Regions from separate parts of the Homo sapiens genome. Here region 2 is linked to region 1. Evidence: chromatin contacts called from ENCODE Hi-C or POLR2A ChIA-PET data. All regions are on one chromosome and are shown on one strand. The core of a region is the stretch at or near the end of the contact, and the rest is flanking DNA. Distances in the headings are between cores, read along the strand shown.

Region 1 (7,064 bases), core at 1-2,500:
TCACAGCCGGGTGCCGTGGCTCACACCTGTAATGGCAGCACTTTGGGAGGCCGAGGCAGGCGGATCACCTGAGGTCGGGAGTTCGAGACCAGCCTCACCAATATGGAGAAACCCCATCTCTACTAAAAATACAACAATTAGCCGGACGTGGTGATGGGCACCTGTAATCCCAGCTACTCGGGAGGCTGAGGCAGCAGAATCACTTGAACCTGGGAGGCGGAGGTTGCAGTGAGCTGAGATGGTGCCATTGCACTCCAGCCTGGGCAACAAGAGTGAGGCTCTGTCTAAAAACAAAACAAAACAAAAATATACCTGGGTATGCTTGAACACAAACACTGCCATACCGTTAAAAATGTTATATATTAATATATAAATAAATATTTACATATATGTATATTAGATATATATGTAAAGATTTCTACTCATAGTACGGTTCTTTTAATTTTTTGTTCTGTTTGGACATTTTCTTTCTTTTTTTTTTTTTTTTTTTTTAAGAGGGAGTATCACTTTGTCGCCCAGGCTGGAGTGCAGTGGCGCGATCTTGGCTCACTGCAACCTCCGCCTCCCGGGTTCAAGCGATTCTCCTGTTTCAGCCTCCCGAGTGGCTGGGATTACAGGCACCCGCCACCAGGTCTGGCTTTTTTTTTTTTTTTTTTTTTTTTTTTTTTTTTTTTTTTTTTTTGAGACGAAGTCTCGCTTTGTTGCCCAGGCTGGAGTGCAGTGGTACGCTCTCTGCTCACTGCAATCTCCGCCTCCCAGGTTCAAGCGATTCTTCTGCCTCAGCCACCCAAGTAGCTGGGATTATAGCGCCCGCCGCTATGCCCGGCTAATCTGTATATTTTCAAGCTAAAAGCTGGGGTATAAAAAAATAAGGGCAAGTTTACTTCCATCCAACTGTGAAGGTTCACGGGGGCACCGTGAGAAGGTTGCCCCCTGCGAAGGTTGCTTTTCCACGGTTCTCGATGCGTTCCCCAAATTTCTCTTCCACCTCCCAGTCGATATCGGAGGCCACATCAGGTGTCACCGAGTCCCGGGCAGCTCCCTCAGGCAGCGGCAGGGGAAGATCCTGAGGGGCACTTGGGACGGGCCCCGCCCCTCCGTGTCCCCATCTGGGGCTGTCAGGGGTGTGGCTAGTGCTGGCAGAAACCAATGGGAGCTGAGGAGGTCGCGTGTTTGCGCGGACGGGGCGGGGCGGCGCGGGGCTGCGTGCAGGCTCGTGGGTCTGCCCCGCCCGCGACGGCATTTTTTCCTTTTCTCCAGCGGCCTCAGGTTCTTGTTACAACTGAGTCCGGGTTGGAGGAGGTGTGGGGCCGCTGCCGCCAGGTAAGTCCTGGCCCGTGCCTCCTCCTGCCGGCCCCGCTTTCTCTGCGGCTCCTGGAACCCGGGCCTGGGGTAAGGTTGGGCTGCGATTTCCGAGGAGCCTCCTTTGCAACCGGGCGTGCTCGGGGCTGCCTGTGCTCTCCACTTCGCAGGCCGGGCCGGGCTCGGCGGGGCGCGAGGTTCCGGGGACTGGGGACAGGGCTCTGCTTCTCGGGCTGCTGCCTCCTTGGGTCGGGCCGGTGCCGCGGGGCCCCCATCGCTGTTGGCGTGGGGTGATTCCTGTTCCAGGGTCATTCAGATCCGAGTGCGAAGCCCGTCCTGGCATCTCCGCGTCTGCTAACGAGCCCCGGGCTTGCAACCCTGCTTGTGCGTCCCTCCCACTCGTGCGTTCATTCAAACGGCAGCCTGAGCGCCCGCGAGCTTCGCACTGTGGGAGAGGGCACACCACATTCGGAATCGCTCGTGGCACACAGGCTGGGAGGAACTTGCCTGGAAAGTTAATGTACCTCTGGGTTTTGAAGTCTTTCTAGGTGCACTTTCATGTAAAGCAGTTGCAGTGATTAGCATTTTTGTTCTGCGCAAGAGTAGCAAACAATGTTGGCACTGCCCTGCGGATTCGGCTTGCGGTGCTACTTGGGTAGTGAGAAAGTTGAAAGGCATGAATCTTGCTTTTGGCTTTGCCGTTGCGAAGCTTTGTGACCGCGGGCTCAGTTAATTAACGTGAAACGAGATGATAATTTCGAAGATTTCTTTTAAACCCGGCTTTTTGTAAGTCTGTGATGAGCTTAGTTTTCCTTCTGCACCTTTAAAAAGAATAGGAAATAGGAAAAGTTCATGAAAGGGCATTATTGAAAGGGCAGTCGGTCCAGCAAGGAACAATAAATGTATGAGAGCACATTAAAGGCTGTGCAATTACAGTTTTAAGACTTAAGACTAAAAAGGGAACAGGAAGTAAAACTGAAAGAACTTACCAAGAATTAAATAAGAGAAACGGCTGGGAGCGGTGGCTCAGGCCTGTAATCCCAGCACTTTGGGAGGCCGAGGCGGGCGGATCACCTGAGGTCAGGAGTTCGAGACCAGCCTGGCCAACATGGAGAAACTCCGTCTCTACTAAAAATACAAAATTAGCCGGGCGTGGTGACGGATGTCTAATTCTAGCTACTCGGGAGGTTGAGACAGGAGAATCGCTTGAATCCAGGAGACGGAGGTTGCAGTGAGCCGAGATCATGCTATTGTACTCCAGCCTGGGCAATAAGAACAAAACTCCGCCTCTAAATAAATAAATAAGAGAAACTTGGAAAGCGTTCAAAAGTACGAACAGCTAGTATTATATTTAATTACCTCCCTTTACAGCTGTACACATGAGGTCAGGTGGGTGAAAATAAATACTAAGCAACCATGTAAGAGAAAATGTAGACAGGATGTGTAACTTAGCATATATCCTAAGTGTAGGGAGAATCCTTTGAAATTCTTAATTTGTATAGACAATTTCATTCAGAAAACTTGTTTTTAACCTTTATTTATTATTTGGGACAGGGTCTTGCTCTGTCACCCAGGCTGCTAGAGTGCAGTGTCATGGTCTTAGCTCACTGCAGCCTTGAAGTCCTGGGCTTATGTGCCCCTTCCACCTCAGCCTGCGGAGTAGCTGGGACTAGAGTCGCGTACCACCATACCTAGATAATGTTTTGGATTTTTTTAGTATAGGTGGTCGTCTCATTCTGTTGCCCAGGCTGGTCTTGAACCCCTGGCCTCAAGCTATTCTCCAGCCTCAGCCTCCCAAGTAGCTGGGATTACAGGTATGTGTGACTAGCCCAGCTAACATTTTTGTTGTTGTTTTTTTACTTTGTATTTTTCACTTTTTTTTGTATTTATTTATATATTTATTTATTTATTTGAGATGGAGTTTTGCTTTTGTTGCCCAGGCCGGGGTGCAGTGGTGCGGTCTCAGCTTACTGCAACCTCCGCTTCCCAGGTTCAGGCAGTTCTCTTGCCTCAGCCTCCCGAATAGCTAGAATTACAGGCGCCCACCACTATGCCTGGCTAATTTTTGTATTTTTAATAGAGACAGGATTTCACCGTGTTGGCCAGGCTGGTCTCGAACTCCTGACGTCAGGTGATCCACCCGCCTCGGCCTCCCAAAGTGCTAGGATTACAGGCATGAGCCACCGTGCCCGGCCTGTTTTGTTTTTAACTTTAAAAAATTTGGACCGGGCGCCGTGGTTCATGCCTATAATCCCAGCACTTTGGGAGTCGGAGGCAGGCAGATCACAAGGTCAGGAGTTCGAGACCAGCCTAACCAACATGGTGAAACCCCATCTCTACCAAAAATACAAAAATTAGCTGGACGTGGTGGCACGTGCCTGTAATCCCAGTTACTCAGGAGGATGAGGCAGGAGAATTGCTTGAACCTGGGAGGCAGAGGTTGCAGTGAGCTGAGATAGCACCACCGCACTCCAGCCTGGGTGAAAGAGCGAGACTCAGTCTCAAAAAAAAAAAAAAAAAAAAATTATTCAGCCAGGCACCAACAGCTTTCTTTCTTTTTTTTTTTTTTGTGATGGAGTCTCGCTCTGTCACCCAGGCCACAGTGCAGTGGCGCCATCTTGGCTCACTGCAACCTCTGCCTCCCGGGTTCAAAGCTATTCTCCTGCCTCAGCGTCCCGAGTAACTGGGATTACAGGCATCTGCCACCATGCCCAGCTAATTTTTGTATTTTTAGTAGAGACCGGGTTTCACCATGTTGGCCTGGCTGGTCTCGAACTCCTGACCTCAAGTGATCCACCCTCCTCCACCTTCCAAAGTGTTGGGATTACAGGCTTGAGCCACCACACCCGGCCAACAGCTAACATTTTTAAAAATAAAATTTTTTATTTCCTCTGCTGGAAAATTCTATATTTATTCTGAATGTATAGAATTCCCTGCCCTGCCCCCCACCAATATTTTTTTAACAGCCCTTGGAAGATAGTGTCTGCAAAGTACTATCTAGAGGAAGGGTCATGTGATCCTTCAGAGAAACCTTAGTTTGAATATTTGGTAGCTTTGACCAGGGAAAGTTACTTTTCTTCTCTGAGGCTGTTTGCTTAGTTGTGAGATGTGGATAATGATACCTCTTTCATAGGACTGTGAAGAAAATGTATAGCAATGCCTAACAGCAGGTATTCAGGGATGACTGCTAGTGTTAGTATTATGTTCATAACGCAGCAAGGAGAAGTAAGGAATTACTGGGTTTTAGCATGGCTTAGAGAACATGGCTGTAAGAGGACTGTCAAATCAGAAGTGATCTACAGCCACTGCCCGACACTGGAATTTCTGCAAAGTTGTAATTCCTTCCCCGAGATGCTGCCCAGACACTATTGACTGCTAAGGACACATTAATCTCTCTAACTGTCTTGGCTTGTCAGCCTTGGGACTTCTGTAGATCCAGTTGGGATTTTTCCAAACAACTGTGTTTGGAATTCAAGGAAGTGTTTCACGAGACTTCCCTTCAGAAAGAGCTCCAAAACAAAGAAATGGGTTAGTTTACTGAACAGAGATTTCAGCCTAAGATACTTATAGCCCTGTCACAGCTTGCTGTGGCCAGTACAGCTTAGTGGACATCTACTTACTTATTCCAGTCCTAACTAGAACCGTTTTCGTGTGTGTGTGTGTGTGTGTGTGTGTGTGTGTGTGTATGTGTGTGTGTGTGTTTGAGACAAAGTTTCGCTTTTGTTGCCCAGGCTGGAATGCAGTGTCAAGATCTTGGCTCACTGCAACTTCCGCCTCCCGGTTTCAAGCGATTCTTCTGCCTCCGCCTCCTGAGTAGCTGGAATTACAGGCACCCGCCACCATGCCTGGCTGAGTTTTGTATTTTTAGCAGAGACTGGGTTTTGCCATGTTGGCCAGGTGGTCTTGAACTCCTGACCTCAGGTGATCCGCCCACCTCGGCCTCCCAAAGTGCTGGGATTACTGACATGAGCCACTGCGCCCGCCCCCTTTTCCTTATTTGGATGTTTGCCCATGTACTGCGGCTCTCTAGTTCATATTTAAGCCAAATTATTCTTTTACTCAGCAAACATTAACTTGATAAGTTCCAGTAATATTAACTGCTTAGGGATCTAGTCCTACCTTTTGGAAAGGAAGAGAAAGGCCAAAAAGTTGTTTTTACCTCCTGACTAGCTAACTTTTAAAAATCGTAATTGAATAGAAGTACTTGCTTATAGGATGCTGATCCAGGAGTGGACACTAATTTGTAGAAAAGTTTTATTGGTGGTACTTCTGAATGAATGGGCATGTGATTCATCCCATGTGATTGAAAACTATGAAGAAGCAATTCCATCACATTTTTAGCTCTAGTTAAGTATTTGCATATTAGTATTAACCCAGAGCCTCTGGATTTTAACCTAACCAACTGAAAACTTAATATCAAAACCGACAGAGGAAAAAGTAGCCAAATCTCATTAAAACTTAACTAGCTGGCCAGGCACGGTGGCTCAGGCCTATAATCCCAGCACTTTGGGAGGCCAAGGCAGGTGGATTACCTGAGGTCAGGAGTTCAAGACCAGCCTGGCCAACATGGCGAAATCCTGTCTCTATTAAAATACAAAATTAGCTGGGTATGGTGGCCCATGCCTGTGATCCCAGCTACTTGGGAGGCTGAGGCAGGGGAATCACTTGAACCTGGGAGGTGGAGGTTGCAGTGAGCTGAGATTGAGCCATTGCATTCCAGCCTGGGGGACAAGAGTGGGACTTTGTCTCAAAAAAAAAAAAAAAAGAGATGGAGTCTGACTCTGTTGGCTAGGCTGGTCTTGAACTCCTAGGCTCAAGCCATCCTTTCAGGAACTACAGATGCGTGCCACTACACCTGGCTTTGTTTTGCTTTTTAATCTGCAATCAGCTAGGTCTAAGAATGGGTTAAGGAAGTTAGTACTGGGTGGTAAATGAATTATTGGATTTATTATTAATAGGTTCTTACAGTCTCTTACAATCTTAACTATTATATGAGTTATGAATTTAATAAGGCTAAGAATTACTTAAGTGCAGTTATTAAATATTTTCAAAGATAATAGGGAGATGAGAGGAGTCTTTTGGGAGAGGGCTTGCTCCTTAGTACTGAAATACCTAAAAACATACAGTGGTTTTCATGTTTCATTCTTACAGAACCTTCTATTTTACTCATTTGTAACTGCTATGAATTTGGTTAATATCCATAAACAAGGAATAATGATTAATAGATTTATTCAAGGTGCCCGATGGGGGGTCCTAGTGTTGGAAACTGATATTCTGGGCAGTGGTGACTTGTGGTAGTCCTCTCCTGGGAAAAGGAGACTTGGGAAATTCCTAAACACAGGCAAAGTAAACATGTTGGCATATTGCTTGCCAATAATGACTGAAAAGTTAGAAATTTTATTTTAAACCAACAGTAGCTATAGTTGATAGTATATATACAAAAGTATTAGTCATATGAGTCTCCTGTTAAGGGGTGTGAGGCCACATTTACCAGCTCTAATTACATACAACTGCAGAACATGTCATGAATGTGAAAGGCCTTAGCTGTGGCACATAAGTACATGTCACAGTGAGCAAGGTCTTATTATGGAAAAGGAAGATGGAGGGCAATATTTGTGAGTGTCTTTAAAATATATATGGCTTAATGCCCACAATAGGCCTACAGCTTGACATTTATTTAACTTAGTGAATAAAAGTATGGATGTCCCCCTAATTGGTTGTGTTGCCTGCTGTGGTGATGATGGTGTTGGCGAAGAAGAAAA
Region 2 (7,064 bases), core at 2,772-5,271, 510 kb after region 1:
TTGCTCCACTGCACTCCAGCCTGAGCGACAGAGCGACTCTGTCTCAAACAAACAAACAAACAAACAAAAGCTACGGGTCTTATCTCAAGTAAATTATTGTTAAATTTTAAGCGTTCTGCAACTTCTTGTGAGCCTATTATTATTTCAAAACAAAGTTTTAAAAAGTTTAGTGAGAAGAATAAACATAAGGAACCTATAGATTATGTGGGTTCAATACGCTGACTACCACAACAATCTGCCAGCGGACCTAAGTGCATGACACAAAGACAAAGGTAGGTCACTGCTGAATGAGGGTGATTGGCTTGGGAGTCAGTGGTAGAAAGGAGTCAGAGGGCCTGGAAGAGAATACCTATGCTTCCACTGCTCCATCAGCACATAGACGAAGCAGCTGCTGTATTCTGTTGGTTCTTTAGTTTTGAGTGACCAGGTGTAGATGTGAGTCCCTGGCATCGCAGTTCTCTGTTCCCTTCCTCACCACCAATTGCTTCCTTGTTTCACCCAAAGTTGAACTGGGTGAAACAAGTTCAACAACCCTTGGAGATGTTCTGAGGGATCAACCGTGCAGCCAGTGCAAGATTCTTTATGAAGTTCGTGTCACAGATTCATTCTCCAGCTTCTGCTTGATCCATAAGCCCCTGGCAAGCAAAATGAACTCAATGACCAGACACCAAGCAAAAAGCCTGATACTGGGGCATTGTTACTTCCCCCGTTCTGGCAGCCCTGATGCTCCTGCTAAACCCAACCTTCTCTAGTGAGTTTTCCAACTAGTTCAAATTATAAAAAAGCCAGCAGATCTGGGCACAGAGCCTTGGCTACTTTCACCAGCCGTTTTGAGTCCAAAAGCTGGTTCCTCGTTGTAAGTGGTTGCCCAGCACACGGCTCTGAAAGGAAACCTTCACAAATCCTTTTCACTTGGCCTTGTAACTTGAGCTCACGCTCCCTTTCTGGCAAGGACACTGTGGAAAATTCCCTGTGCATAGAGAGCTGGCTCCAATTCCCAGCAATTCTACGAAGTTCTCTGTAATGGTAAAAATTGGAGCAGCTTAAACATCTCCAAAGCACGGAGATCTAAAAGAGTACCTCAGGCACTGATGACAAGAAACAGAGAGTCCTGCTTTTCAGGATGGAGCTTTTAGAAGTCAGAATACATTTGCCATCAAAGGTTGTCACAGTGACTGATTCAGCCTGGAGAGTACTGCACATTAGCAAGCGCTTAATATTTGGAATTTCTTGGTAGAGCTGTCCCAGCCCGTGTTACCTTTCTTTAGGTTACCTTTCCTATTTTCTGTAATCATATGCAAACAGCTACAAGTTTGCAGAGAAATAAAGCTGGTGGGGAGGGGAGAGAGTTAGTTAGCCCTGGGGAGCAGCGTCAGCCTTGATGCATGACTTGGGATGACTCTGCCAATGTGTGACCTTGGGGAAAGTTCTGTATTTTGTTCAAATCCCGGCATCATCTATAGAAAGCAATAGAACACACAGTGCCTGCCTGATAAGGTTAATGGGATGATGGCTAAATTAGCTAATGTGTGTGTGTGTGCATGCCGCCCAGTTGGCACACCTGTATTCCTACCCCTCCTCCCTCCTCCTCCTCCTGCTATTCCTCTTCTTTTCTCAAACTGTGATTTTCAAGGTGTTTTAACTGCTGGAACTTTTAAAAAATTCAATCAAATATGCATGTAGAATCACACACAGAAAACAGATAAAAACTCAAGCTGCTGCAAATGAAGCACTGATTCTGTTCCTTCTTCCTCCCCTTAGCAGTGGCTTCCACAATTCACGAGCCATAGAGATGGCTTTTCTCATTGCCTGGGAGTCCCTGCAGGGCACATGGGATTGGATCGCAGGCCCCTGGCTGCTCCCCATCTTCCGTGGCCCCTGCCTCCCAGATCTGGGCACCTGAAACCTTACCGTAGAGGGCTCTGTGTGTTTGGGGTTTAAATAAAAGCCCTCTGGACTTGAGTCCTTTCCATTCCAAGTGTTTTTTTCTGACGAACTCATTTTCCAGAGGAACGGCTGGGCTGCCTGAGAGATCTTTGCAAGCCTGAGACTTCTTTGTTCTTGTTTAGCAGTTTGAGGAGAGCTGTATCCATTCTTGTTTTGTGTCCGTGTGTCAGGAAGCTGGGAGGCACTTGGTGTGCACAGCCTTTTACTTGGGCTTATGTGTTTACCAGGATTTTATTGGCACATGGAAAAGAGTGATGGAATGAGGTATGCTGGTGTGTGAAGGGGTCAAAGGGTAAGTCACAAAACACTTGAATGTGAACTTGAACTTGCTGTTGTGTGTTCAAGTACCTCTCGGGGTCTGAAGGCCTGTCTCTGGAGCATGGCCTCAGTGTGAGGCTGTTTCTGCAGGGCCGACCTCAGAAGGCAGCCACCACAGCTAGAATTAGGCAGAGAAACCCCTAGAACTGTAAGGGCTCCAGTACTTCCCCACATAACTCGTCCCTATCCAGCCTCCCTCTCATTTTGGCCTACTGTTTCTTGCAGGACCATCGAGAGCCTTGATGGAAGCGGCATATCCCTCACCCCCAGGGAGGAGCAGACCAGGGCTGGGAAAAGGGCTTCTCTCCCTTTCTGTGGCTCTGATTATAGATGCTGGACTTGGAAGATGAGGACGGGCTGGAGTCCTGCCCTGAGCTGGGAGTTGGAATGTACAGTAGTGCTTTCAAGATCTTAGTCATCAGTAAACAGAGCTATTATGCGCTGTGTCTGGATGTGTTCTTTCTTCTGCTGTGTGGCCTGTGGTTGCCATGGATATGGCTTTGTCTTCGGAGGCCCATAACCAAGGAGGATTTAAGTAAAACCTGATGGGTCAATATTTCCATAAAACAAAACAAAACAAAACAAAATAAAGAAAGAAAGAAGAAAAGGGGCCACTTTCTTAAATAACTCCAAGAAAATCCTTAAACAGTTCCGAAATTGTGACCAAAACAACAACAAAATCCTCAGGCTTTAGTTGCCAGAACCTAAACGGACACACTTTTTAAAAAGTACTCAGAATTAAAAAAGATGAGGTCTATTGATGGCTCTGATTGCAGCAAGTGAAAATAATGGCATTTCCCCGTTGAGTGTTTTGGACAATATAAAGTTACATTTTTTTTCCCAGCCAGTGCTTATTTTTCAGAATGCTTCTCGATTTGCCATTTGTAAGATGTGTCATATTCCAGCATATAAATGAACCTGTGTTTCAAGCAAACAATTGTTGTTTCTGTCTGACACAGGGGATTCGGTGACATTTGGTAATGAGTATGGAAGATGGGTAGATTGAATTAAGGAGGCTAAAAAAAGGAAAGAAAGAAGAAAGACTCATTCCTGCATAGTAACCAAACAGCTCTGCATCTTTGTTTGAAAACACAGGCATACCCTCTGAGATTCCTTATAAGTCACTCTAAAGAGAGGTGCTTGGTAAAGCAAAGGTCAGAGGCTGGGAGCTGGGGTACAGCCACCACTCTGCCATGATTGGGCTTTTTGCTCAAGGACCATATGCGTTTTACTGGGATGCTCTTTGGTTATGTTTCTCTATGTTTCCAGAAACCACACGCCCAGGCCAGGAAGAAAGCTGTGGATTCTAGGATAAGAACCCCAGCTGAAGTGTGCTGGGTCCCTGGCTTGTTTGCCCACAGCTTGGAAGGACCTGCTTCCATAGTGTCTTTGCCAGCATCATGATGTTCCCTCCTCCCCTTCCCCTAACACCCCAGTGTTTTATCATGCACCTTGCTTCCTTCCCCAGTCACTGTCGCTGGCTACAAGGCACCTCTAATGAAGGAGTTGCATCTGAACTGCGATTATCCAGCAACCTCTTTAAGTGAAGTGGAAAAAAGTGATGTTAGTTTCCTTTCTGTATGCTTGAGTTTTCCCATGTTTGTACTTAAACACCGGCTTAATCCTCAGCTTCTGCTTCCCTGCCTGCCTCAGGACTTCTCCCCAGTCCCCTCCTATGATGTCACCTGGCAACTGCTGGAGCTTCCCAAGCAGAGGATTAGGACATTCTTGTTTTGACTCCAAGAGCTTCAACGCAAAGGCCTCTGTGGCTGTTAGGAACAGAGAGGGCAGTAATGCGGCTGGCCAGCTGCCACCAGGGTCAGTGGTGGCCAGCCTGGATGAAGAAAGGAAGCTCGTGCTTGAGCTGCCTCTGGTAGGTCCTGAGAGAGAGGACTTGCCTCCCAGACCAAGTGTAAATCAGCTCTCAAGCTTGCCCCAGCTGCTGCAAACTGCCTGGGAGGCTGAGGTCATGCTCTGCAGTGAACAAAGACATGGCAGCCAGCAAGGCCAGGCTGAGCAAGGCTTCTTGGTTTGGCTGGGCCTGATTCACAGTAGGTCTGGAAGTGCCAAGAAAACTTTGAGTGTGCGGATGAACGTTCTGGTCAAGTGAGGCTGTGAACCACCATGTCAGACCCTGAAAAGGAATTCTGACCCCCTGGCTTCTGTAGAGTTCCTCCTGGGCCACAGCAAACGGGACAGACTTCATGGACAAGCCAAGGGTTTGATAAATCTTTACTTGACACCAGTCTGAGAGAGACAACTCTGATCTGGATTGAAAGGAATTTTCTGATTTTCCAAGTTGGTAAAATGGAATAGGGGGGTGCCTGGGATTTGGATTGGGGGATGACTCCGAAAGACCCTGGGAAGGTTGTGAAGCCTGCAATGACATCTCATCTGGAACATTACAGAAAATAACAACAAGGAAGAAAATAAGAGAGGCAGTTAAAGGAACCAGCATGGCGCTGAGGGAAAGCCATTCTAGCCTGGATTTTAAATGAACACAAACAAAAGATGGAAGGAGGGGCATGTCATGAAGGGTGTCACAAAAGAATAGCAGGAATCTGTATCTGAGTGTCAGGAAAAGCTGAAGTCCAGAATACGCTACGACTTGTGGAACAGCAGCTGACATGAGAATAATGCTCCATGGTCTGCAAAGCATTTTCATGTAAATGATCACATTGATCCTCACAATAACCCGTGAGAGTGGGGATGGGAGTTATCCTCGGAGTGTGGAGGGGCTTCTCAGAGGCAAAGCTGGGATGAAAGCCCAGATCATCTCAGGCCAAATGCTGGCCTTTTCCCACCATTCCACATCATTTTCTATGTTACATCGCCCATATTTTGATGATGTTTGGAGTAAGAAAAATGGGATGGGGTCATGCTTTGGGAGATAGGGTAATGGAGGCGGATGCTAGAAAGCAAAACTAGTTGCTCCTATTTTTTTCCTCCAGTATACATCACAAAGCAAAATAATCTCTAAAGGACAGAACAAATGTCTCATGATGGGTGAGACCTTTAAGAACTCTCACCCAAGGTGAGAACTCACCTAGCTCTCTAGGCCCAGGGCTGGACATTGAAGATGGTTGTTTGCAAAGGGACCTGATTTTCTCCTCCCTAATGGTTCTCACCCCAGACATTACTTGCACAGTATCTGTGTCCACAAGACTTGAGGGACTGTGGCCAGTCCATGTGCTTTCCCCATTGACAGCACAGGCAATGAATAACTGACCACAGACAGGTCTGCAGTGATTTCTTTGAATTTATGGAGAATGACAGGTATGCCGCAGAGAGAGGAAGAAGTTATCATGATTTCCAGGAAAAGAGAAAAAGTATATTCAATAATTTACATACCAATTAGCTGACATTAGTCTCTGAGATACTTACGTTCATTTCAAAGGTAAACCTGAAGTCTGAAGACAGAGTCATATGAGCCCATTTCATCTATCCCAGAGACCTGACTGGAACCCTTGTCTTGGGTGGCTCAAAGCTGAGATGGGGCTATCTGAGCTGCCATGTCCTAAATGCAGAGAAAAGGGGTTTCAAGGCAAGATTCTTTTTTGTCACTCTCAGCCTTGCTTTTAGGATTAGTTGTTCCATTAAACATTCAGCCTTAATAAAAAGGAGGTTTTACAATCTGAGTGTGCTGAAAGATATGTATCTTAGAGGAGTTGGAATTGGAAGAGGAGGATACACTCAATATGGAAGTTTAGCGATGCTGTCAATTACCAATACTTATTGTCACTATCAGAATTACCACGCGTACAAGTGTAAACACTGCAGGCAGAGTATTCTTTAAAGGACATTGAATAGATGGGGACTGGGCCCAGGAACCCAGACTCACAGAGGTTTCTTCAGCTCCTCTCTTCTTGTTGGGAAGAACAATAGTTAAAGGTGGGCATCTCACTGCTTCTTTCCCTGACCTTTCCAATGTGTGAAAAGAGGGGCCGGAAGGAGTATGAGCTGACTCCATCTCATGCCCTTCACCCCTTATTCACTGCACTGTAGCCATAAGCGTCTTGGTTCTTCCCCTCAACACACCCAGTGTGTTCCCACCTGGGGGTTTTGGCATCTGCTGCTCCCTTTCCCGGACCAACAACTTCCTGTCATTGGAACTTCAAGTCAATCAGTGTCTCCTGGGAGAGACCTTCCCTGATCCATACCCACTGTGTTTTCTTCATAGCATACTGAATGTCTTCCTAGCAGTCTGAAATTTCTCCATTTTTCTTCTTCCCATTCTCTTTCCCCTTCTCCTCTCTTTTCTTCCTCTGCTCCTCCTTCTCTTCTTCCTTGCCTGTCTCTCTCCAGCTAAAATGAGAGTTCTGTGTCCTTGACTGTCTGTTCACCAGTGTATCCCCAGTGCCTAGGATGGTACCTGAGCAGGTGCCTGACAAACAATTGTTGCAGGAACGAGTTGACTTACCCCACCTTTTTTCTTGGCTGCTTTCATTTAGACTACTTAGAGACATGATGATCATCTCTGTTCAACAAATGGTGAATGGGCTTTGATATTTTTGATGTCTGAGGGGTCTCTAATAACCTGAAAACAATCCACAGTGACAAGCTCAGATCACATGTTCTGGAGGCATCTCTAAGGCGAAAGAAACTGTGCTTCTATTTTGGTACGGTAAATGAAACCTCAGGGAAAGCTGAGAAAAAGGAATGGGGCAAATTCCATCTGGGAATGTAAAAAATATTGCTAGTAGGAGATAAGCCTGCTTAGCGTCTCTCAAAGTATCCATTATTCAGATCTGTTGTGCAGGCTTATCAATGTCCCCGGGCAAGATCAAGACAGGAGCTGA

What was found. Hi-C counts contacts between places; a loop is a spot of excess contacts on that map. ChIA-PET counts read pairs that join two places held with the same protein, here RNA polymerase II (POLR2A). Pooled maps may share reads with other maps.
Region 2: POLR2A ChIA-PET joins it to region 1 with 14 read pairs in activated T-cell. The contact joins the enhancer-like site here to the promoter of SLC25A30 in region 1. A Hi-C loop is called at or near these places in 5 of 168 maps with a recorded cell type or tissue (B cell, CD8-positive, alpha-beta T cell, naive thymus-derived CD4-positive, alpha-beta T cell and 1 more), 11 of 37 single-sample maps with no recorded cell type and 14 of 50 pooled maps. POLR2A ChIA-PET finds 5 or more read pairs at or near these places in 1 of 52 experiments (activated T-cell).

What each region holds. Positions count from the first base shown.
Region 1 is chr13:45,412,559-45,419,622 of GRCh38, reverse strand. It overlaps SLC25A30 (solute carrier family 25 member 30), which reads left to right and starts at 1,250. Exons shown (of 10, transcript NM_001010875.4): 1 at 1,250-1,323. SLC25A30-AS1 (SLC25A30 antisense RNA 1) reads right to left here and starts at 1,461. Exons shown (of 2, transcript NR_047031.1): 1 at 885-1,461. RefSeq lists enhancers at 846-1,035, 1,846-1,895 and silencers at 1,146-1,245, 1,286-1,615, 6,635-6,929.
Region 2 is chr13:44,900,793-44,907,856 of GRCh38, reverse strand. LOC107984619 (a long non-coding RNA gene) reads left to right here. Exons shown (of 2, transcript XR_001749860.1): 2 at 2,491-2,705. Among named protein-coding and RNA genes, the nearest start is that of TRE-TTC2-1, 14 kb to the left of the region's middle. Within about 2 kb of position 4,021, at least 21 of the 41 ENCODE cell types and tissues checked have a DNase peak (open chromatin) inside an H3K27ac peak, as active enhancers do.